2 separate regions of the Mus musculus genome follow, and region 2 is linked to region 1. A link is a loop called in an ENCODE intact Hi-C map of the cell type or tissue named here. Cell type or tissue: left cerebral cortex. All regions are shown on one strand. Each heading gives the region's core, and the rest is flanking DNA. Links, peaks and the distances in the headings are about the cores only.

The links. A loop is a pair of places that touch in the nucleus more often than their neighbours do. Peaks named below come from ENCODE experiments on the same cell type or tissue, not always from the same donor. Only the 100,000 strongest peaks of a DNase experiment are listed, where the experiment ranks them.
Region 2: it touches region 1 in a loop (1.9-fold over the local background); 2 of 42 quality-filtered maps call a loop at or near these places.

What each region holds. Positions count from the first base shown.
Region 1 is chr9:94,824,243-94,837,231 of GRCm38, reverse strand. The region is part of intron 5 of Slc9a9 (solute carrier family 9 (sodium/hydrogen exchanger), member 9); the gene reads right to left. Among named protein-coding and RNA genes, the nearest start is that of Mir7656, 79 kb to the right of the region's middle. In left cerebral cortex, for the core only: no CTCF peak of the experiment used is centred there; a DNase peak (open chromatin) is centred at 7,020.
Region 2 is chr9:94,758,581-94,771,569 of GRCm38, reverse strand. All of the region lies in intron 4 of Slc9a9 (solute carrier family 9 (sodium/hydrogen exchanger), member 9), which reads right to left. Among named protein-coding and RNA genes, the nearest start is that of Mir7656, 13 kb to the right of the region's middle. In left cerebral cortex, for the core only: no CTCF peak of the experiment used is centred there; DNase peaks (open chromatin) are centred at 3,224 and 5,803.

The sequences.
Region 1 (12,989 bases), core at 2,133-10,132:
CTAGGCACATCCTCCATCACCGAGCTATACCCTGTCCTGCTTTCTACGTGCACCAAGCTCCTGGGAACTAAGACTGTAGAAGTTCACATTATCTTAGGAGAAAAAAAAATGTACCTTTCTTATAATTACAGTAAGCAAGACAATGTGACACACTTCAAACTGTACACATGTCCCACAAGGTCTTGCACAGATATTTATTTTAGTGGAAATACGTATAGTGAGCTTACTTCACTTTGCAATTAACCACTTTTACTCAGAAAAGCAAATACTTCATTTTTCAAGTTTTAAATTCGTCAGCATTGCGGACCAGGACCCCCATTTTTCACGGATACCTGTGAGAAATGGAACATTGGGGCCAACTCGGGAGAATCAGGGTGTCTGGAGGCAGGACCCAGTAATCTGTATTTTACAGACCCCCCCGGGAAGTCTTGGGTTATTTAAAATGGAACGATGCTAGCTGCAAAGGATCTTAGCTGTCATCTAAGGACATACACAAGGAAAATAAGGCCTAGAAAGGTTAAGCGGCCAGCTTGAATTTGTCCTATGTACTTGAAGCAGGAATTGCACGAGACCTGGGTTCTCTTCGGCTCACCAGTCTATGACACATGTCACCTAGGAGCTGGTCCAGCTATACCCACGAGCAAAAAGACTTTGACTTTGGAGCCAATGCCTGATGGCATCTAATTTCAGTAAATGAATTATAATCCATGCATTTAATTTAGTCTCTAGACAGGATAATGCCACGGTGAGGTTTCTAAATTCAATTAATGAGAGCCAGTAGTCTCCCGATGAGAGCAGATACCCAGGGCTCAGGGCTCCATTGGGCAATTTGGATTCTTAGCACACCCAAGCTGCTGAAGAAAGTGAAGATGTGTGACTTACATGTCATATGCGAATTTGCTGATCCTGTTTTAAATTTCATGACATGCACAATATCACATTGCGTTTTAAGATCTTTTCCATTACAGCTCATGGTGGTTTACTAACACACTATGAAAATGATTGCTTAATTTCTATATGTGGTTTTCTTTTCAAGCATTCGCACACGCACACACACACAAACACATACACACACACACAAATGTTTCCATAACAAACACATTGTTTATTTGCTTGCTTTAACAGTGTTTTAATTTTGATACCCTCTCCCATCTCCTTCTAACCCAATGTCTTATCTTCTCTCTCTTCCCAATTTCACAATCCAGTGTATGTCCCACCAGGTTCTCTGCACTAAATTCCTCTTTGTAATTATCACCACACACATTTGCAACAGATGTTAAATCAGGATTTGAAACACAGAAGCACTTCTCCAGGGAGGTTTGTGGTCGCCATCCATTGGTCTAGTTGCATGGCTCTCTCACCTGTCATCCACATTAAGCCAGTGAAAGGATCCCAAGGCCTTAGCATCCCCTGGCAGGTGAGACTTGTAAGGGGCTGAGACTCACATGAGAGTCTCTTGCTCACATTGGTTGTCTGGGGATCTCAGCTTTGGAAAGGAACCAGATGTAGCCCAAGAGGCAACATAAGATGCCCCCAGGAGTTTGGGGATGGATGCTGATGAATGAGGTTTGAGCCTCACATGAAATATCTCACATGTAGAGCCTATATAGGTGCTCTGAGGGGGGGCTTATATCAACCACATAAAATGGGTTCTTATTGTTTTCCCCACTTTGGAGATGTCAGAACCTATATCCAGTGAATGATAAATAAGGCATGTGAGAAAGACGGCCCTCTCTATACCTCTTCTCAAAGGTCGGCTACCTGTCTTCAGCAAGTTGGGGAGAATGTGGTTAAAGTCACGTGTTAGATCAAATTGAAATTTCGCATTATGACATGGGATTGGAGGTGCTTGTTACTGACACAAGTCTCTGCTGGCAACTTAAATACCTCAGGTTCTTATCTACCAGTGGGCAAGGAGTAGCCTCAGGAAAAAATTCTCCCCAGAATATAAAGCATTTAATATTGCACAGTCCAGAGAGCTCAAGAGACAGAGATCTGCTTTAGGGATGCACAAACCCAGGGGTGGCGGAACACACAAGTAGTGTGAAGGCCTGGTGCTTTAGTGTCTGTCTCCGGGGCCAGATGGTTGTCTCCAACTGTACTGCTGCTCGCTGGCTTACTCTCTACCAACTGCCTTGCTCCACCACCTTAGTCTGTGGTCCCTCAAGCCTTCAGTTCACCATAGTTTACCTGGCTCTAAATACACTCAAGTCATCTCTTGCTTTAGCCTTTTTGTCTTTTGTTTCTGCTACTAAGTATTGTAACAGTATTTTCCAAATTCAGTTTCTCAAGAGGAACTTGAAATTTAGCCTCATTCACCCTTTGTGACCCAGTCTACATACAGTGGGTTGTTTGCCAGTCAGGATTGTTTGCCAGCCAGGGATCTTTGGAACCTCTGGGATGGTTTGTTTGTTTTTAATACTTTTAATACTTTTATTTTCTTCACAACCCAGTTGTTGCCCTCCCACAGTTCCTCATCCCATTCCTCCCCCCTGTCTCCAAGAAGATGTCCTCCACCCCACTCCCACCCAGGCCTCCCCATTCCCTGGGGCCTCAAGAGAGCAATGGGTGGGAGGGGGAAACAATGTACATGGCTATATTTCCTGAGTCCCATTCAAGGTCCGAGTCAAGAGTATACAATACACAAACACAGGCATAAGAGCAAGAAACCTCCAGATACGTACAGGAGGGTATGATGTTGATTTAAAATTTTTGAATCATTTTATATATACTTTTGTGAATCTTTACACAGTAGGGAAAAATGCCTCTTAGGAAATCCTCAAGTCTGAGCAGGAGGAGCACTGATTTACCCTTTTAATGGACCCATGAAGTTCTATAGAACCCTGGCAATTTCTTCAATCTGTCCTCTTAAGAATACTCCAATAAGCATCCTCGTTCACAACCCGTTAAGAGCTAGGTTTTTTTGTTTGTTTGTTTGCTTTTGTTTTTGTTTTTAACTTGTATGGATTAGACTTCTAAAATTCACCTTGCTGGGTCAGGAGGGCCTGTGTGTTTGAAGGTGCAGTAAATGATGTGATTTGCTTTCCAAAAAGTCTCCTAATGATTTGCATTTCCACTGGTAATGTGTAGAAGTTCGGTTTCCCTGCATCCCTGCCAAGTGCAACTGTTAGTGTTGTTACTGCTGCCAAACACTGTAGGGTGAAATGACAGGCTGTTGTTTTATTGTACATTTCTATGACTTCCCTTGAACCTGAACAAACTTCTCATGTCTGTGGCCAAGAAGGTTTGATCCTTTACAGATTGCCTGGTCCTAGTCTGGGTCCATGTTTCTGTTACTTATTGCCAAATTATCACTCAAAGAGAGAGCAAAGACTCATCATTTGCATGTAAATGGTTTCCCCCAATATGTTGCCTGTCCATTGATTTTGTTTATAATGTCTTTCCCCATTTGAAGTTTTTTTTTTCTTTTTCAATAGCTATTTTTTATAAATTATCTTTCCATCTTTATGATGGTCATTTTATATTCATAGTTTATCAAGATTGATTTATAAATTTCTGTGAAGTTCTTACTTGGTCATTTTCTTTTAATTCAAGTACATTTCTATAAATACCACCTTCCAAAGGTATAGCTAATCTGTTGTGCAAATAGCATTTAGTTAATCTATCATGTTTTCATTTCTTTCAAATTCTTATTATTCTGGGATATTTTTATAATTTTTTCTATTATGGGTCATTGCCATTTTGATTGATTATAATGAATTTTTATGGTACTCTTATATCTGGTTAGACAAGTCCTCTTTTGCTTTTGTTTGACATCACAAACCTTCAGATAATTTTATCTGAAAGTGCTTTGTTTTCCTTGGAAGTATATTATATTAATTTGGGGAAATGTGACGTTTTATGAAACTATTAGAATATGCTACAAGCTTATGCCCAAAATCCAATGATGGGGAAGTCTATAGAGAACTGGAAAAAGAACAAATAACAATAACAGCAAAAGCCACGAGAAGTCGTAGGGAGAAGGAAGGCTGTTTGGAATTGCTGTATATAAATAGCAGGTGACTAGAGGTAGGAAGAAGGGGGTAGAGAAAAGAAAAATCAAGAAACGAAAACAACTAAGCTCACTGAATCTTGCATTTGTGACTTGCATTTCTTTGGAACAATGATTGCTTGATTCTGTTGTTTAAAGCATATACAGTTAGCTAGGCACTTGGGCAGATGTTCAAGGGGCTCAGATCAGAGAATTACAAATAATTCTGGTGTTTAAATAATAGACTCGGAAAACTCTTCATTTACAAATCCTGGGCCAGAAGGTTACAATGCTGTTTTGCCCTAAGGTCTAAACCTTGTTCTAGACAGTTAGCTGGCACGCAGCCTCTCAACCATGGGACTGGTGACCATTATACCAGGGAAGTATCTATTATGGGCTGTTGTCCTCTGTGCTATTAAAGCTTAGCAGTGCCCCTGCCCTCTCAATGTCAGATGCCTACCCACTCCTCTTGAGATGAGAAAAACAACAACAACAACAACAACAACAACAACAACAACAACAAAACAATCACAGTGACTAGTGGCTCCTGAGAATCATTTACCCCAGGTAACTGGGCCAGAGAAATGTTAGCAAGTGAAAGTGATTAACTATAGTTATGTTGACATGCTACAATACTTACTGTCAGTCTAATTGTTGATATTTCCAAAGGAGCTATGAGAGTTATAACACAGAAAAGCAACAAGCAGAAACATTATTAGAGTAGTTATGTCAGAGTTTCATTATTAAATTATTTAATTATTAAATTAAGAGATGGGGAGCTAAAAATACGTGAAAGGAAAGGTAAGGGACAAATATTGCACTGTTGGCAAGATGGAGCAGTTGGTAAAGGCACCTATCACCAGAGTCTGTCACCAGAGTTCAGCAAAAGCCATGAGACTCACAAAGAAAGAATAAGCCAGCTCCTGCAAGTTGTCCTCTAACCTCAACATGTGTACTGTGGTATGTACACACAGGTACACAGGCAAGCACACACATACACACACACCACCATACCACATCACATCACATCAAACAATCAATCTCAAACAAAATTAGGAGTTAAAAGAAAGAACATATCCGAGACTAGGATGACATAGGAAGGGGGATCCGTGGTTATAGCTGAAGAAGCAAAGCAGGTAAATGGGAAAGTCAGCAGTGGAGCTCTACCAGACAGAAGGAAGATTTAAGACACAAGAATACATATAAAAATATTGAGATACAGGAGGCAAGAAATAGGGGCATGGCATCTGGAAAATGGGAGTCACAGATGCAAATTAAACCCAGAATGCAGAGAGATACACACTTAAAGTTCAAATATTTCAACTTAAAGCAATAGGGGACAAAAAGTAACTTTGAATGCACAATTGTGTATCTAATCAAATTGCTCTTATAATATGATGGGATAAGTAAAATATATTCAGGCATACAAGGTTTCAAAAAGACTGTTATGCAAAGACTGACATTGGCATGTTTGGAACATGTTTGGACATCCAAAGCATCAGCAGTGACACAGCTTGCTAATGATCTTCTATTTAAAAGCAGTCTTAAAAACACCTAGTAGCAAGTGAAAGAGAGTCCCTAATTTCAACTTTGTATTCTAGGATTTACCCCATCATGTGTTTACAGTGACAATACTGTAAATATTAATACTGACTCCAAGTATCTGTAGATTTTGTAGATATCGTATTCATCTTGTAGATACTATGTGGCTATTGTGGGAGGCAGTTCTTGGGCTTGAACCCAGAGAGCGTCATGCACACTAGGCAAGCGTTATATCCTCAATACTGTGCATTTTTCATTTGGAGATGATGTCTCACCAAGTTGCACAAGATGGCCTTGAGATCACTTTGTAGGCCAGGCTGGCCTTGAATTTGTGATCCATCTTCTTCATCCTCCAGAGTACGTGGGATGACAGGCTTCTATCATCAGGCCCAGCTAAAAAAAATTGATGCTAACAGGTTTTGCATATTTATCTTATATCCAGGCACCTTACAAATTGTTACATTTAATGTAATAGTTGTTTTAGATAGTAAAATGTTAACCAAAAAATGGTAGGTTTTTTTCTTGATTTCTAGTATATGTGATGTTTGCCCTATACCTCTCCCCCCTTTCAATCCTTGGAACACTGTGACAGTATTTTACATCCGTACCTCCAGATCTTCATCCTTCTTTATCTATCACCTTGCTCTCCGCCAGAGAACACTGACCACATGATGACAACTGTAAGTCTCCTGGCTCTAGGTTCCAATTGTCTGTCCAATGGGGAGTCCAAGGAAAGGTCAAAGGGAAGGTAGAAAGGGAAATGTTGATGTTTAAGCCTTGATTTTCACTGCAGCGTTACTTGGATCTAACAGTATCATGGATAGAAGTTTCCCCTACAGTGAGACACTCCACCAGCTTCCTCCCACTTGGCTCGCTCGGTCACTTTCTCCTCTAGCCATGGACCCAGGAGTAAGAGCTGTTGATAATCCAAAGCATTAGACTTCCTTATATTTCGTGTTTCTTATATTTCTTTTATTCCCATTGCTTTCAAGAAAGTTGGCTGCAACTACAGTTTGGAATTACCCAGTTTCAAGCAGTTAAGATGATTGTTTCTAGTATTAGATTGTGGTAAATGCTTTGAATTACATTAAAATTATTTTAATTCATGTTTTAAACCTCTAATTCATCTTTGCTGTTGCTGTAAGGTTTCAAATGCCTTTATCTCATTAATACGTGCAATATTGTGTCTTGTTTACCACTGAAGTTGGTAGATTTTATGAGGACTGCCACTCTTGTATCCAGAGAGTATTAATCATAGTTAATGGGTTTTGTTGGTGGTGGTGGTCTGCTTTTCTGGCACTGGAGACGAAGCCCAGGGCCTCGCTCATGATGAGCAACTGTTTTACCTCTGAGCTGCATATCCAGTCCACTTAACATTATGCAGTAGTTGCCTCTGAATTTTTACTACTCACAGTTCTAGCTTCTATTTGCAAATGTTTTATTTTGAGCTCTAGTATTTTCAAGTCTGAGTAGGGTGGGCTGCAACTTTCTGCTGTGGTTCTTTTTCAGCCGTTTGATTTCAGCCTCATGCCATCTTTAAATAAACAAGAGGCTTTCACGCTTCCACATGGCTCACAATCGTTAAGTCTTGTTAGAGTTCTTTGTTTTGAAAGTGAGATGTAGTTCAGCTATGAAACCATCTTTTCAATGGTAGGTATTTCATCATCTTCCAAGCCTTTTCTTCCAGATTTTTATTTGTTACCAGAGACATTTATTGTAATTATGATCATGGGTAAAGCTTTTTTTCACGTTGCCTGGTATATTATTTGGAACACTGTGCTGTCTGATTATCTGACTCTTGGGCACGAGGTGATGCTTGTGACCCTTCTCTTCTGTGTCTCCGGTAAAGCCCACACATATTACATCTCTCCTCCCAGTTGCTCACTGAGTTCATCTCAGACATCATCACTGTTTGTTTTTTATTGACTTTTTTATTTTCTTATTTCATTATTTATTATTCATCTGTCTTTATTAATTCCCCCCTTTCTGAAAATTACTTAGTTTAATTTTTCTTTATCTAGTCTCCTATGTTAAGTTCTATATTTCTTTATAGTTTGGGTTTATTCTTCAATAACAAATATATTTAATGCCACAAAATTTCATCTGAGTGTCTATTGGGTGTGGCTCCAATGTTCCCCTTTGCTTTGTATCCTAGACATTAAATACTTTCCTCTTGATTTCTTCTGATGTATAAGAATTCTATTGTCTCTTTTGTGTTTTAGGCAACTTGATGAGAGAATGTTGCTAGCAAATTCTTTTTTTCTTGTTAGAATCTGTTGATGTTCCTTTGTGGCAAAATACACAGCCAAGTTTTGAGATTTTTTGTTGATTAACAAAAAGCAGTTTTTCATTAGGAGGTAAAGACCTATTAAATATCTCATATATCATGTTGATTAGTTACATTATTCAATCCATTACTTTTTATTTCTCTATTATAGCTAATTCTAAAAGAGTTTATTGAGGGCACCCAGCATAATTACCCTTTAATCAAATTCTTCCTGCTTTCCTGAATTTGTAAACATATATTTAGCAACTACCATACTGCATGCTTTTTTTCTTCTAACACCAAATGTTACACAAAGAAAGTTCAGCAGTGTCCTAGCTTCATTTTTCTTGAGGTGATAAAAATATCCAGACAAGAATGCACCTTAGGGGAGAGGGGATAAGTTTTAGCTCACGATTCCAGGTATGTAGTCCATCATGCGGGAAAGTCACAGTGCAAGAACTGGAGGCAGCTGGTTATGTCACGCGTGCGCACGTGTAACTCCCCCCCTCCCCCGACACACACACACAGTAAGAACAGTTATTTATTGCCTCTCTTCTGGGGTGGATTGTAGGTTGTGTCAAGTTGACAATTAAAAGTACTCATTACAAATGGCTTTTCTTTCCCTTTTATATTTCTATGTGGTTGCTCTACCTCGTGTCCTCTTCTTCCGTGTAATTTCGGATTGCTGCCTGGATACACGCTTCCGGATTTCTCATCAATCCTGCCTGAAACTGGATGGGTTCAAATGGACTTAATATGATGGGCTGAATCTTTTTAATCAACACAGAAAAAATCATGTTTAATCTGCCTAATTATTGGATTAAAAAAACCCTTTTCTTATGCTATCTCTCTCTATATTTTTCATATGTGATATTTCTTGACTTGGCCATCCAGTTTCTGGTTTTATCTTCCTGATGTAAATACATTAAAATGTTATTTTATCGGTTAGATACATGGCTGAATGGTTAAGTGTGCTTGCCTCACTTTTCAGCAGGCCTGAGTGCACTTCCTCACACCCGCAATGGGTACACCACAACTGCCTGTAATCCAGCCCCATGGGATCTGATGATCTCTTCTGGAAGAAGCAGATGTCTGCACATAAGTGGTGTAGACACACTCAAAAAAATAAATTTTTTTAAAAATTAACCTTTCAGCTTCTCAGTTTTATTCTATACAAACTGCTACTGATTCAGGTTTTCATTATAATGGGTGATATTATACTTCCATTCAATTGTTACTTGGAAAACCATGGGTCATATCTACACTTGGTCTTTTTATCCTCCCTTCCAAGAAGTAATTGGTGTTTGGCCGTGCAATTCGCTTGTTTGGAATGATCTTCCTTTGCTCGGTGTATTAGTCAGGGTTCTCTAGAGTCACAGAACTTACAGATAGTCTCTAGATAGTAAAGGAATTTATTGATGACTTACAGTCGGCAGCCAATTCCCAACAATTGTTCAGTCGCAGCTGTGAATGGAAGTCCAAGGATCTAGCAGTTACTCAGTCTCACGCAGCAAGCAGGCGAAGGAGCAAGAGCAAGAGCTAGACTCCCTTCTTCCAATGTCCTTATATTGTCTCCAGCAGAAGGTGGAGCCCAGATTAAAGGTGTGTTCCACCACACCTTTAATCCCAGATGAAAGGCGTAGCCCAGATTAAAGGTGTGTTCCTTAAACTCGGAGATTCAATCTTCTGGAATTCATAGCCACTGTGGCTCAAGATCTTCAAACCAAGATCCAGATAAGGATCTCCAAGCCTCCAGATAAGGGTCACTGGTGAGCCTTCCAATTCCGGATTGTAATTCATTCCAAATATTGTCAAGTTGACAACCAGGAATAGCCACTACAATCCACCCCTTGTCAACTTGACACAAATAATATCTCATGTTCACATGAAACAATAACAAGGTTGTAAATACGCCTAACATGATATAACTATTCCTCGTACAATCGCAAACGCATTTGTAAATTTACAATGGGCATTCATATTACTTTATAATCCTCGTTTCTGCAACTGGTTACGTGGCCTTAATTGGTATTTATAACTACCTTCCTCTACTACCCATTCTGTATTTCCTTCTCCTTCAGCCAGCACCTCAGCAGGTCTTGGCTCTTTTCCTGGAGGATTGACCCATACCTTCATTCCTGATGGGTCTGCGTCCTTTGTCATCCTGCTTGGATTAGGCTGTTGTAGTTTCCCATTGACTTTAATCACAGGACATGGTAGTACTAAGAGACGCCCTAAGGGATCTCCTACACTCCAGACATAATCTTGCTTACCACCATTGTGAAGAGGTAATCCAATTTCCCCATGGTAATCTGGATCTATCACCCCTCCTAACACTGTTATTCCTTTTTTAGCCTGTTGGTTTAAGGGCATTAGAAGCACAAAATGACCAGGGGGAAGTCTGAGCTTCCAGTTCAATGGAATGTTTGTTGTAGCTCCTGGTAGGAGCATTCCCCTCTCTGGAGCCAAAACTTCTAGGCCAGCAGAACCTAGAGTTATGGGGACAGGAAGCAAAAATTTTCCTAGAGGGTCACTAGGAGTGATAGTAAGTGGAACTATTCCGTTTTCCACCCCTTGATTCCTGGACCCATGAATCCTGGCTATAGGTGAAACTGTACCATATATTGAGCGCTGATTCAAAGCATATACTGCCTTCTGAAGAACTCTACCCCAGCCTTCCAAGCTGTTACCACCTAATTGGCGTTGTAACTGCGTCTTCAAAAGGCCATTCCATCTTTCTATCAGACCAGCTGCTTCAGGATGATGGGAACGTGGTAAGACCAGTGAATTCCATGATCGTGGGCCCACTGTCGTACTTCTCTGGCTGTGAAATGAGTTCCTTGGTCAGAAGCAATACTGTGTGGAATACCATGACGATAGATAAGGCATTCTGTCAGTCCGTGAATGGTGGTTTTAGCAGAGGCATTACGTGCAGGAAAGGCAAATCCATAACCAGAATAAGTATCTACTCCAGTAAGAACAAAACGCTGTCCTTTCCATGAAGGAAGTGGTCCAATGTAGTCAACCTGCCACCAGGTTGCTGGCTGGTCACCCCGAGGAATGGTGCCATATCTGGGACTCAGTGTTGGTTTCTGCTGTTGGCAGATCTGGCAATCAGCAGCAGCAGTAGCCAGGTCAGCTTTGGTGAGTGGAAGCCCGTGTTGCTGAGCCCAAGCATAACCTCCATCTCGACCACCATGACCACTTTGTTCATGTGCCCATTGAGCAATGACAGGGATGGCTGGGGAGAGAGGCTGACTGTCCACAGAACGGGTCATCTTATCCACTTGATTATTGAACTCCTCCTCGGCTGAAGTCACCTTTTGGTGAGCATTTACATGGGACACAAATATCTTCACATCCTTTGCCCATTTGGAGAGATCTATCCACATACTTCTTCCCCAGATGTCTTTCTCACCAATTTTCCAATTGTGATCTTTCCAAGTCCCTGACCATCCAGCCAATCCATTGGCTACAGCCCATGAGTCAGTGAATAATCGTACATCTGGCCACTTCTTCTTACAAACAAACTGTAATACCATGTGTACTGCCCGAAGTTCTGCCCACTGTGAAGATTTCCCTTCACCTGTGTCTTTCAAGGTTGTCCCAGAAAGGGGTTGTAATGCTGCAGCTGTCCACTTCTGGGTGGTACCTGCATAACGTGCAGAGCCATCAGTAAACCAGGCTCTAGTCTTCTCCTCTTCGGTCAGTTGATCATAGGGAACACCCCATGAGGCTATAGGTGCATGCTTGGCAGCAGATGGCATTGTAACAGGAGTAGAAACCATAGGCATTTGAGCAACTTCTTCATGTAACTTGCTTGTGCCTTCAGGACCTGCTCTGGCCCGATCACGTATATACCACTTCCATTTGATAATAGACTGCTGCTGTGCACGTCCCACTTTATGACTTGCAGGGTCTGATAGTACCCAGCTCATGATGGGTAGTTCAGGTCGCATAGTGACTTGGTGTCCTATTGTCAGACGTTCAGTTTCCACTAAGGCCCAATAGCAGGCCAAGAGCTGTTTTTCAAAGGGAGAATAGTTGTCTGCAGATGATGGTAGAGCTTTGCTCCAAAATCCCAAAGGCCTTTTCTGTGATTCACCTACAGGGGCCTGCCAGAGGCTCCAAACAGCATCTCTATCAGCCACAGACACCTCAAGTACCATCGGATCTGCTGGGTCATATGGTCCAAGTGGTAGAGCAGCCTGCACAGCAGCCTGGACCTGTTGAAGGGCCTTCTCCTGTTCCAGGCCCCACACAAAGCTAGCAGCTTTCCGAGTCACTTGGTAAATAGGCCTAAGTAACACACCCAAGTGAGGGATGTGTTGTCTCCAGAATCCAAATAGACCCACTAAACGTTGTGCTTCTTTCTTGGTTGTAGGAGGGGCCAGGTGCAATAACTTATCTTTCACCTTAGAAGGAATATCTCTGCATGCCCCACACCACTGGACTCCTAAGAATTTCACTGAGGTAGATGGTCCTTGAATTTTGGTTGGATTTATTTCCCATCCTCTGATACGCATATGTGTTACCAATGAGTCCAAAGTGGTTGCTACTTCCTGCTCACTTGGTCCAATCAGCATAATGTCATCAATATAGTGCACCAATGTGATATTTTGTGGAAGATCCAAACGATCAAGATCCCTTCTAACTAAATTATGACACAGGGCAGGAGAGTTAATATATCCTTGAGGCAAAACTGTGAAGGTATACTGTTGGCCTTGCCAACTGAAAGCAAATTGCTTCTGGTGGTCCTTATGGACAGGTACTGAGAAGAAGGCATTTGCCAGATCAATAGCCGCATACCAGGTGCCAGGAGATGTGTTAATTTGCTCAAGTAAGGAAACTACATCTGGTACAGCAGCTGCAATTGGAGTTACTACCTGATTTAGTTTTCGGTAATCAACTGTCATTCTCCATGATCCATCTGTTTTCTGCACTGGCCAGATAGGAGAGTTAAATGGAGATGTGGTGGGAACCACCACCCCTGCATCTTTCAAGTCCTTGATAGTGGCAGTAATTTCTGCAATTCCTCCAGGAATACGATACTGTTTTTGATTCACTATTTTCTTTGGCAGAGGCAACTCTAAAGGCTTCCATTTGGCCTTTCCAACCATAATAGCCCTCACTCTACAGTTCAGGGAACCAATATGAGAATTCTGCCAATTTCTGAGTATATCTATCCCA
Region 2 (12,989 bases), core at 2,471-10,470, 66 kb after region 1:
TTTACTTAAAAGCCTGTGTTTCAAATGTTGAAATCAAAGGTCTAGAAAGACTTAGAATGTAACAAAGAGAATTGGACAAAACGCACTTGAGTCTGAAGCAATTTTTCAAGCCCCACGTCACCCCTAAATCCAGATCAAAGGCAGATTTCTAGGCTAGAAAGGGACGGGATTAGAAGGAAAGTAAGGATTGTACACATTGGCATGTTGCTGTTCTGTAGACCGGGACTCAGAATGTGAGGACAGAAGCCACTAGGGTTGACAGAATTGATCAGGGGCAATCTCAGAGCATTAGAGCTTAAGGATTGTTTCCTGTGTAGACTCCAGGAAAAGAGGTCTCTGGTGGAGGGTTCCCAGGGAGGGATGGAGACAGATGTGAGTAGCCCAACCAGAGGGCAGAGGCAACTTTCTTGTTCATCTCACTGGTGGCTCTTGTAGGCATGACAAGCAGGGCAGCCCCAAAGGCCCTGCTGTACAAACGCTGAGGACATGTATTCAAATGTGAAAAGATTATAGGTAAGAAACTACCCAGGAGTTACATCAAGTATGGACTCCGGATAAAGGACAAAAAAGAAGCAGATGCCCCACCTTCTGCCATTTCTGGTACTTCTGAAACTTATGGGTCAGCAAGTTTTATTCGGCCCATGACGAACTGTATATGTGTGATTTTCCTTGCAGTTTTGTTACAGTGTGCATGCCTAGAACGCTGGATTGTCTGGGATGGTCTATTTGCTTGAGCCCTGTCTTCCAGGAGTCCTTATCTTGTCCTGTTATTGTGAACATCTTGACACATGCCATTTGTTTTTTTTATTGTTGTTGTTGTTGTTGTTTTGTTTTAACATAGCTAATCCAGAAAATTTAGGTGGTCAGTGAACATAAACTAGGAAGAAATTATGCAGTTATAAAAGGCTGTGGTGTTTGGATACATGAAAACAATATATAGATCTCAAAAGCGGTGATGTATGCATAAACACTGAAGGAAAAATGTATGGGGAAACATACAGAATGTGTAAATTACAGGGATAGAACACTGACTAAAGGCAACCGGGGGCCGAGACAGGAAAAAAAGGGAGATTATCATTTCTCCCTGGCTACAGCCAAGGCAGATTTATTTATGACATGGCAACCAGTGGTATTCTCAGAATCAAAGGTCTGCTTTGAGTACAAGGAGGACTTACCAACAAGTACAGAGAATGCAATCTTTGACCAAGTCAACATCCATGCACGTGAGAATCATCATCTCCTCTTGATAAATAATCAAAGTGAACCCTTCTTTTTCCACATTCCCCAAAGAATAAGGCTTTGAGAACCAGATCTATAAGTAAAAATCTTAACAGTGATTGAAAGCTCTGCAATCTATAAGATGAAGCAGACAGGCAGATAACATGCACCGAAAGTCTCCAGGTAAGAGGACTCCTGCCTTGAGGAAACTCCAGTATTCTTCAGTAAGTAGTAATTTGTTTGCTTGGGAAATTCTTAAATTAAAGAGGTACTCCATTAGTAAGATTTCATTTGAATGACCATTTCAATGACCCTGTGGAAAATGAGGTGAGAGATGGTGGCTTCCCTCAGGTCCCTGCAATGAAGCCAATGCACAGGGCTATGAATTAGTGTGTAGCACAGAGCTTGCCATCTGTAAGCTTGAACCATGGAATGAATGAATGAGTGAATGAATGAATGAATGAATGAGCAAGCAACACAGTGAGCTATAAAAAAAAACCCAGCAACAACAACAAAAACAATAAAAACTAAAACAAGCAAACAATAACCAAGTAGAGGCAAAATAGGATTCTGGAAAATCATCCAAATCACACAGGATCCTTCTGATTTCTTCCTCCTGGTCACCAAGGAAGCCTTCGAAAATGAGCTATTCCTTGAGTCTGCTAATTCAATGAAAGACGGGGGGGGGGGGGGGAGGCAGGCAGCCCACACTACCTGTCACAGCACAGTAGCAGTGGGTATGCTCAGGAAAGGGACTCACAAACTCTACTCCATGGTTGTCCTCGGGACCATGAACAACTTGGCATTGCTAAACCTCAGTTTCTTCAACATCTCAATTTCTGCACGTTCAGATTTGCCTTCCAACTCCTCTCCTTCCCCAAGTTTTCTCATTTTTTCCATTTGAGACTCCTGATTATGAAATCTCAAAAAAAAAATGCATGGATTTTTAAATAAATATTGTTATATTTTAACAGTAAATGTTCTTCCAGGAGTCGTCTTTACATAACGCTGTGCTTTGGCCTAAAGCCTCCCTTTTGGCTTGTTGAGTTCCTGGCAAGTCTATGAAACTTCTGTGACCTCATCTCTAGGAAGATTTCTCTCCTCCAACCCAAGCTGCCAACTTGAGAGAGAACTGTCTTTGTCTTGCACTCTTCCTGTGTCTGCACTTTAATAATTCAGCACATACTACCTTAGATTTATCTGCTGCTGTGTCTTTTTCTCTCCTAGTTTGGGAGCTGCCTATACAAAGGAGCCCCATTCTCTGACTATTGTATACTAACATCTTAGCAAGTCTTCATTTATTTGTGAAACAAACATTTACTGATCAGCTACTATATGCCAGACAACATTTTAGGCATTTGGATTCAGAAGAAAACAAGGCTAAACACTACATTTTAAGAAAGCACACACGAAAGGCCTTTGTTGAAATAAGATATAATATTAGTATTGATAATAATTAGCATTGATTATCTCCTCCACAGGACCAATACCTGGGCATTGGATGTCAGAATTTCTAAATAGGGTTAATTGAGGAGGGAAGATCCCCTCTGTGGGCAGCAACATTTCCTGGGCTGAGGCCCTAGACTGAGTACAAAGGAGAAAATGAGCTGAGTATCAGCTGCCCTCCATCCCCCACCATCGTGTGCCCCTCCCACACATGCCTCCAGTCCGCACTCTGATTTTAACCATCCATGCAATGTGACCAGTTACCCCTGCTAGCAGGTTTTCTCGTTTGTGATGGGCTGTACTCTTGAACTGTGAGCCAAAATAAACCGTTTCTTACATCATTTTTGTAGGACATTTTGTTGCAACAACAACTGATGCATGAGTGCTACCTTTCTCCTTTAGAGTTTGTCTAAATCTCAGATATATTTTTAATCAATGCTGAGAAGACCAAAGACTGGGAAATCTCTCTCCCCTTTATTCTTATGTCTGAAGCTCAAAATAGGCGACTGAAGCAAAGGATTTAGTGGAAGGAGCAGCCCCTCCCCCACCTGAGCTGTAGACCTCTAAGGAGAAGGCTGTTAATTGGCCCACTAATCGGTTCCTACAAAAAGGACTAACACAATAACGGACCAATAATGAGACGGCTCTTCTGAGGCTGGCTGCAGCTGGTTTATAAAGAATTAATCATCTGTGGGTCGGTGGGTACGGAGTATTAAGAATGAGGTTCTCTCCTAAATAAATTATTTTCCACTTACTCTGACAATCATAATTGGTGTATTTGAAAAAAATTATTTTAATACACTAAGTGGGACAAAGCTCAGGTTTTCGAGTCATTCTAATAATAGCCCTTGATTAAAATAGCAAGTTATCATGCTTCACATTATTTATTAAAGGTTTACAGCCAGCAATAATAACTCAGTAGACAGCATGGCACATTGAAAATGTCCTGGTAGTATGTTACAATTTAAGATTTGTTCTGGAAGGATTGTGCTTTCCAAATCTTTTATATATTTTCTTCTTGAAAACAACATTTTCTCTCTTGGCATTTTAATCAGTCTTTAGCTGGAATTCTCTCTTTGGGTTTACTGAAAATAATATCTTTTCATTTTCTTATTACTTGCTCTATCCCAGCTACAATTAGCGTTCTCTGCTTGTCACTTACTATTTCCGGCTTTTGCCAAGTTGTTCTGATGAATGGCAGCAGCATTTTTATTTAAGAAAGGCAGCAGGTACTATAGTGAAGTTTGAAACACAAAAATAAAGACTTGATTCCAAACTCACTCAATGCCTATAATAAGAATTAAAGAATTAAAATGAAAACCTCCCCAGACGGCAGATCTGGGAAGTAACCTGAGGGTTTCAAATGATCCATACCTTACATCCAGTGATTGATATCTGACACCAATATTTGTTACAGAAAACATGACTCCCCAGCATTTATGTTGGGGGTTAAGCTAACTCTCTAAATAAAAAGTATTGCTCAATGTAAAATAAAATAAAAATGTGAGTTAACAAAAAGACAGATACCTAGTCTTATTCCACTAACATACCGGCTTTGTTACCACCATCATAATGAACAATGCTTAAATCCATCAATTACACGAAATTACCCATATGTCCTGTTAACACTGTACATACATATGTAACTTAGTCCTCACAAAACTGTTACAATACTCTACGATAGAAGTTTAAAACAAGTGTAAGCAATTCACATCCATTCCTGTGTTCATGTGCTTTCTTTGGGGTTGAAGACCAAGGGCTACATTTCCTAGACTCCATCACCACAGGTTCTGCAATTCATATTTTCTCACCTACTGACATGCTGGATCTAGACTTTGGAGATAATTGGTACTCCGAGGCTATTTATTCTCCTTCTACAGTGGAAGATGGTACTTAGCGGAAGTTGGTTTTATGGCAGTCTCTGAATTGTTTTCTAGTCCTCTACTCAAAGCTCAGAGCTGGCTGGGCCAAATTCTCCTATGGTCCTTCACTCTTGTCTCAGATTCCCTGATGGTTTGGGCATAGTTGTAAATTTCCTTGACTTTCTTCTTCCTTTCTTCCTACTGTTTTATAAGCTGTAAGATATAATTAAATTCTTTCCATTTTTAATACCCAGGGTGGATCTGTTTCCTGATTAAGCCCTTACTGTGACAAAAATATATTGTTCCTAGAGTGTTCCCTACTACCAGTTCTTTGGTTCATCTGTCACCAGTAGGGTGTCCAGAAATTTAATTCAATACTGTTACTATGCTATCTGAAGTTACTGTCAGATCCCAACTGGTTAAATGTCTCCTTACCCTAAGGCTGTCCACACTTGAAAGGACAGTTCCTAGAGCCAGGCCACCTGTAGCTCTGACCACCTAGTTATATATCAGTGATCCCCACAAAGTTCCTTAGAGTAAGTTGTCAATTACTTGCTAGAACAGTTTCTAGAATTCTGGAAAGTACTTTACCTTGTTGTCCTGGTTTACCCCCAGGGGATGCCACTCAGTAATTAGTCATATAAGAGAGGAGCAGGGTGAAGCCGGGGTGAGCATGGGATTCACGTGGCCTCTTAGTGACTTCCTGTACTTGCCAAGCCAGAGCTTTCTGATATTCAGGTTTGCTTGAGACTCACTTGTACAGGCATAATGGAGCAAACTCTTGGCCACTGATGACTGAATTTACCCTTTGGTTGGGGGAGGAGGGTGTGGGATTAAAAGCTCAATGTCATACTCCTGCCTTTGTCTTTGATGACCAGTCTCTACCCTACAGCTAGATGGGGGTAGGAGGGGACCAGCACCAGTCACCTAAAGAGCATAAACAGATCCAGGGAGGGGACTTGTCAGTAGTAAGGTGATCCTATCACCTCTGCCTCTAGAGAAATTCCAAGGTGTTAGGCTTCATACCAAATGCTAGGGAAAATTGTGTGTGTGTGTGTGTGTGTGTGTGTGTGTGTGTGTGTGTGTGTGTGTGTGAACATATAAAAAGATATTTCTCATCATATCATAACTTCAATAGCAATATCCTAATGGATGATTGGAAGAAATTTTATAACAAGTCATTTGAGGACACCAAGATAGAAGGGGTAAAAGCTGGGGCTGATCCTCATTGGGTGTGTATCTTGGGGCAGAACACAAGTTCTATGATAAACTGTATCTCACTTTGGAACACTTTGTGCCAATCTGCATTTTATACATTTTTACCAACCTATGACTCATACCACTTACAGAACTTTACAATGGTCTATTTTTAAATGATAGTATGAAGATTTTTTAATGTCATTTATAATTTTGACTTGCAAGACTTGAAGAATATTCTGTTGCTAATATTTAGCATATTTTATATTAATGGTTTCTTAATATTGGACTTTTGGATGGGTTGCAATTTTTACTTTTCAGTAATGATAAAAGGACTGTCTCTGTGCTCAAATTTTGACTACATTTCCCTACTTTTCATTTTATATCAAAAAGAGATTCCTGAAAATTGAACTACAATATCTCACTTTAAGTTTCTGATATTAATATGCATCAAATGGACTAAAACTATACAAAATATTTTTATTTGAAGGAGGTTCCTTCTTTGAGCTATTCTATTTGAGCTAACTAACCAAGACTAAACAACAAGGGGACCCTGACTTCAAAAAATCTGACTTAATTGCCAAAATATCCCCATCTGGGAATGGAAGTCCCTGGCCACCTTCATCCTCCATGCTGGGATATTTGTCTGGTTGATTGTGTGCGGATCCCATGCATGGTGTCTGTCTTAGTTAGGGTTTTACTGATGTGAACAGACACTGTGACCAAGGCAAGTCTTATAAAAACAACATTTGGCGTGGCTTACAGGTTCAGAGGTTCAGTCCATTGTCATCAAGGTAGGAGCATCGCAGTATCCAGGCAGGCATGGTACAGGAAGAGCTGAGAATTCTACATCTTCATCTGAAGGCAGCTAGCAGAATACTAGCTACCAGGCAGCTAGGAGTAGGGTCTTAAAGCCCATACTCACAGTGACACACCTACTCCAACAAGGCCACACCTCCAAATAGTGCCACTCCCTGGGCCAAGCATATACCAAACCATCACAGTGTCACAGTCACTGTCAGCACATGCTCTTTTATGTCTGGAAAACAGTGCTACACTGTAGACATTCTCTACTTCCGGCTCTTACAACCTTTCTGTTTCCCTCCTCCTCCATGATCCCTGAACCTTGTATTATATAGATATCATGTTGAGGACTGAGAATCTCCCATTTTTTTTAAATTTTCTGAACCTTAATCAATTGTAGATATCTGTTAATCTATTACAATAAGAAGCTTCTGTGGTGAAGATCGAGAGGTGTACTAACGGACGGGCATAAAGATTTGTCTTTAGGAGGGCATCAGCACCATGCCCATGCCCCAGCCAAGAAGCTGCTTCTCATCTGAGTTTCCATGGGATGAATTAAAGTGCTCGTGTTGACACCAGGACTGTCATGCTGAATATGCTGACAACATCCAGCTTCCCCTGTGGTTTTCTACTTTCTGCCCTGTCAAAAAATCTTCCACCTTCTTGAGAAGTTGACTGAGTTATAGATTGATTATTGCTCTGTGTAGAATACAGTCATATGAGACTAGAGACAGAAGCATTGCTATTTACACAAGATTCTGTACACACATATATACAAATATAAATATATGTAGGACACACATACAGTCCATTTTATCATTTTGAAATGTCAAGGATGACCTATTTTGGGGATCTAAAGAGAAATTTGGACTTTGAAGGTACAGTGCATAAAAAACAGCAGAGTATAAATGGTCCTTGTGGGCAAAATCCCAAACTGGAGCCATTCACAATTCCCCATCAGGTTTCCTGAATTGATTTAGTTTTTAAAATACATATATCTGTCTTTGTCCTAATTAATAGCATTTATAAGACTATTACTTGATAGATAATTATGTACTTTTATGGTAAAATTAAATGCATAATCATGCAAATAAAAACATCTACTTTCAGAAGCATCATGTAAACCATCTTTTAATGAACATAAGATTAATTTGACTAATAAACAACCACATCTTCCCATTGGGAATGCCAGAAATAAATGCAGACTGACAAGATTATATATGTGTATATATAATATTATATATATATATATATATTAATGTGTGAAAAAAATCTCATGAAAATGGAACAGAGAAAGGATCTGAACTTGATATTTATGGAAACAAACAGAGTCTATGAGACTAAAGACAATCTGAGCTATCCAATAATAGTACTGGACTGTAATTTTGAACTCAAGTTCTTTCCCATGGAAGCAGAGGTAAAATATAGCATCAAGCAATTAATGAGTTTCCTACTGTTAGAATGAAGCAGGAGAAAGAGGCCAGAATGTAGTAATGAACTAGTATTGGAGATATAAATAATAATTCAGGTTTACCTTACTCTAAATAGAAAAGGTTATATATAGAAAAAGTGTATGTATGTAGATATATACATATGTATATGTAGACAGGTTAGTAGACAAGTATGCATTTCTTTGTTGCCTTAGGGCATCTGAAGGAAACTACCTATGAGTACTAGCAACAAATTTTAGTTTCTAATGGCATTATTTAATAAAAAGAACCTTTCCCATACATGAAGGAGAGAAAAGAGAATATTCAACACTAGCCTGCGGCATCTTGTGCTTCCAGGTATGTAAGAAAGTTCAGAGTGGTGTCTATATGCCAGGCAGGCATGCACGCCAACTGAGAAAGATCCCAGTGGCCAAAGGTGACATAATTTCAGCATCATAATGAAGGATTCTCACAATATTAACTAAAGTATAGAAATAGCCATGGGTCCACACTGACATAAACAAGTGATTGAATAATGCAGCATTTGCAAAGAGGTCAGAGTCCTCTTTACAAAGTGTGCTGCTACTCCACCAAAAGTGGAGAAAATGATGACAGGCTGCATCCTGTGGGCTCTGCGCAGTGAGCACCTTTCAAATCATGCAGTGGGCCAGGGGAGGAAGCAGCTTTAGTAGTGAGAAACTGACCATGGTAGCCTCAGGCAGGAGGTCAAAGTTCACATTGGTTGTCATAAAATATGTTCAACATGTGTGCCTGTGAATGATGGGATGAACCCCCATGATCTTTTTTTCCCAAACCCAAAATCCCATCTTATAATAAGACAAATACCTAATAAATTCCAGTACAAGGACATTCTATCCTACATCTGCCTAACTCCCATAAAATTGTCAAAGTCATTAAAACAAATGCAAGCTTAAGAGATTATCCCAGCCAGTGTAGAAAAGATGGCCCAGCAGTTAAGAGCACAGGATGCTCTTCAAGAGGTCCTGAGTTCAATTCCCAGCAAACACATAGTACATCTATGAACCTCACGACCATCTATAATGTGATCTTATGCCCTCTTCTGATTGCAGATAGAGCACTCATATACATAACATAAAAATAAATCTTAATGTAGTGAAGGGAAGATAGAACCTATAGAGATCACCTCCAGTAGATAGGCACACCGCCCAGTCTAGGGATGGGGTCACCTACCCATCTTAAAATTTTTTAACCCAGAAATGTTCCTGTCTAAAGAAAGAAAGGGACAAAAAAATGGAGCAGAGACTGGAGGAAGGATCATCCAGGGACTGCTCCACCTGGGGATCCATCCTGTCTGCAGATACCAAACTCTGACACTGTTGCCATTGCCAAAAGGTGCTTGCTGACAGGAACCTAGTGCAGCTGTTCTCTGGGAGGTTCTGCCAGCAACTGACCAATGCAGAGGCAGATGCTTGGAGCCAACCATCAGACTGAGCTCAGGGACCCGAGTGGGGGAGGTGGTAGAAGGATTGGAGGAGTAGAGAGGGGGATTGCAACCCCATTAGAAGAACAATGTCAGCTGGCCGGACTACCCAGTGCTCTTAGGGACTAGACCTCCAACCCAGGAGTGTATGTGGAAGGATCCATGGCTCTAGATGCATATGCAGCAGAGGATGGCCTTATCTGACATCAATGGGAGGGGAGGCCATTGGTCCTGTAAAGGCTTGATGCCCCAGGATAGGGGGATGCTGGAACAGTGGGGTGGGAGTGGGTGGATGGGTGGGGAGCAACCTCATAGAGGCAAAGGGGAGGGGGGAGGGGGTTTGTGGGAGGGAGGTTTATAGAGGGGTAATCAGGAAGGAGATATCATGTAAGATGTAAATGAATGGAATGATTACTAAAAAATAATCTTGAAGGAAGGAAGGAAGGAAGGAAGGAAGGAAGGAAGGAAGGACGGGAAGTTGTCACAGCGAAGAAGAGTCTAAGGTGACCTAACAGCCAAATGTAATACAGAATACTAGACAGGATCTTAAAACAGGGAAGGAACACTAAAAACAAACAAACAAACAAACAAAACAAAACAAAACAAAACAAAACCTATAGTGTTTAATAATAACATATCACACAGAGTTTATTGATTGTTATAAATGAACAATTTTAACAAGTCAGTTCTAAACTAATATGTCAATACCTAAAACTGTTCCAAAGTACAGAACCCATTGCTTTCCAAAATAAAATATATCACACTTCTTGGGGACAGTTTGTTTTCTGTCTCCAGGAGGCCCTTTGCAGATTGTTCCAATAGGAATGTTGTGGAGGGCAATATATATGGAGCTAATCAGGACCAAAATCCAACTCCTATTCTGCTTGCAGAACCTGTGGCCCAGATAACATGCTGTACTGTATAAGGGACCCCTTTTTGTTTGTGTTTCATGGGCACCCAATGCTTGAATGTACTGGGATGTGCTGGTGGGCTCCGTGGCATTCCTGACTGCTTCAGGAATGGGAGTATGAAAGTCAGAACACTATCCTTTCTGCTGCACAAGTTTTTAGCAATGAATATAAATGAAAACTTTTAGTATAATAAGTTCTGACGTCTTTGAGCCTCTGAATGTGAGTGTTTGGACTATGGAACCATCCAGGCATTAAGATGCAAAGAATGCAAGTGGTGAACACCTAGTATTGCTCACACTAATGCCAGTAGTTAAGATCAGTGCAATTCGCAGCATGTCTCAGACACCAGAATTCAACCTCATTTTTATCTCTGGGAACTTCAGAATTCTTAATAGAGCCCGGCTAATGGCAATTTTCTATTTTGTTTAAAGTATAACTGTGTTCCCGTTGTCATCATAAATTCTGGTGTCCTTGGACAGCCACAAGGCTCCTGGATATCTGCAGAGACTGTCTGTCCTCTTTAGCGACCTGAACATATGGCTGCTTCTCTCCAGAGGAGCTGATCATAGGACTGCAGGATGCTATAATCTATGATGACAGTCACCCATACATAGTGGCTTTTATACAGGTATTCCTGAGTCAAGACTCCTTCAGAGCTGAACTACAATGTAGAAACAAAATGGCTCTCTTTCCCAGTGCCCTGTGCTCCCTCAGCCACCTGCCTGAACCCTGCATGTCTTATTCTAGTTATAAAAGAACTTCTGATTCAGTTTCTCCGTGTTATTTACATAATAATTATAACCCACTATTTTATGCTCTGATGGTTTAAACAAACTTCAAACATCTTTACTGCTTTTTTTCTAGTCAAAAGATTAAGTGAAAAATAGGTTTAAATGTTTTTTTTTCATTAGGCAAATATATAACAATTAAGCTTGATTGAGTTGAAGAATCAGAGGAATAAGATGCAAGCCATATATCTCTCTTTATATAGGTATTCACCATGACAACATGCCGAGGAAGTTTTTAATGAGGAAGGAAGAAGGTGGCATTCATCAGAAGTTTGACCACCAAGGGAACCCTCCTCCAATGAGGTAGATACCCCTGTGCAGGGTTAGGCATTATTCTCCACGCAGTCCACACTTAATGGCCAATTAAGGCCGTTTGTTCGGCTTCACCAACCTCTTTTGTTGTTTATTGCTTCGGCTTTGAATGCCAGAAGCTTTTTTCAGAGAAGCCCAGCCTTTGCACACAGGAGCTTTTGCAGTTTAACCTCTAATTTAATATGACTGGCATACAGAAGATACTGGTTTGATGCTTGGGTGATAACTCAAAGGAAAAAGAGACTAGGCGCTCAGACAAAACAGAGCCCAGAGACCAATGAATAGCAAATACTGACCACTGAATTTTTTAAGCTACCAAGGCCCATTTATTTAACCAGGACTTTCTCTAGTTGCAAATAAACCACAGGTATTTTGTCTTTGAGGTGCAGAAAATAGAAGCCAGTGAAGGAAGGAAAGGATGTAGCTAAATCCAGATTACCAGGATTCTCTTCTGGACTGCTGTTATTTTAAAATACTGCTGCATTTCACTAAGGTCATTTTTATTCTTATGTCATAATTCTAACTCAAGCCTATGAAAATGGGACACTAAAATTGTCCTTTATAAAACCTTTACAACAGTGCACAATGAGCTGGATATCATTAACTCCCGAGGTCCTGTACAGGCTTGGAGGGTAGTTTCACCTATGCCTAGGATGCTAGGCATTGGTATAGTGGTGGTTATTGTTATATTATTTTTGGAACTTCTTCCATCAAGGTGCTGATGGAATTTTGAATGTCCATACCATCCCAGGTGCCAGAATGATCTTCTATTATGTGAAGGACACCAGGGATAAGATGCTGCACAAGATTAACAAGGTCCCTGCCTTAGGAAATTGCATCTCAATGGAGTATGGAAGAAAGCAAAGAGAAGACATCCTTTTGGAAGCGATTCACTGGAAGTGCCCTCTTATAAAGATGGATTCTCTCCACAGGAATACCAGAGTAGAGACGTGGATGGACAGGAGACAGGTTAGAGCCACAGAAAGTACAAAACAGAGGGCCTGGGCCAGGAGAGAACTCAGAGGTTCTAGAGTAATATAGTCTTGTGTAGTTGAATCAAGGACCAAAAGGTAGGCAGGTCTGGAAGGGCCTGGCTGAGAAGGAGCTCTTGTTTCCAGCGAGCTCAGTTGCAACTAGAGGTTGTAGGCAGAGATGACATGGTCTCCTCTTTGGAGAATGGATTTGTGAGGATAATAGTGGCACCAATACTTGAAACAGGAGGTAAGAACAGCTTACATTCCAGATGATGGGGGGTGGGTCTTTTCATTTGAATATGTGCTAAATGACCCCTGAATATCAGGCACTTTGCTTGGCTCTCTTTTCCATTTGCACCTCTATCTTGGCACTTCTATCACAACCCTCTCCCAACACACACTGTGTTGTTTCCTTTTACTAATTGTTTACTACCATTCCCTCTCCCAAGCTAAACTGTGAGGTCTCAGAGGACATGCATGGGATATAATTTATCTTTCTATTTGCAAAACGGAGCCCAGTGCCTGGCAGTTACTGGCCTCTCAATAAATGCATTTTGAGTTTAATTGAAAAGTTGAATTGAATTC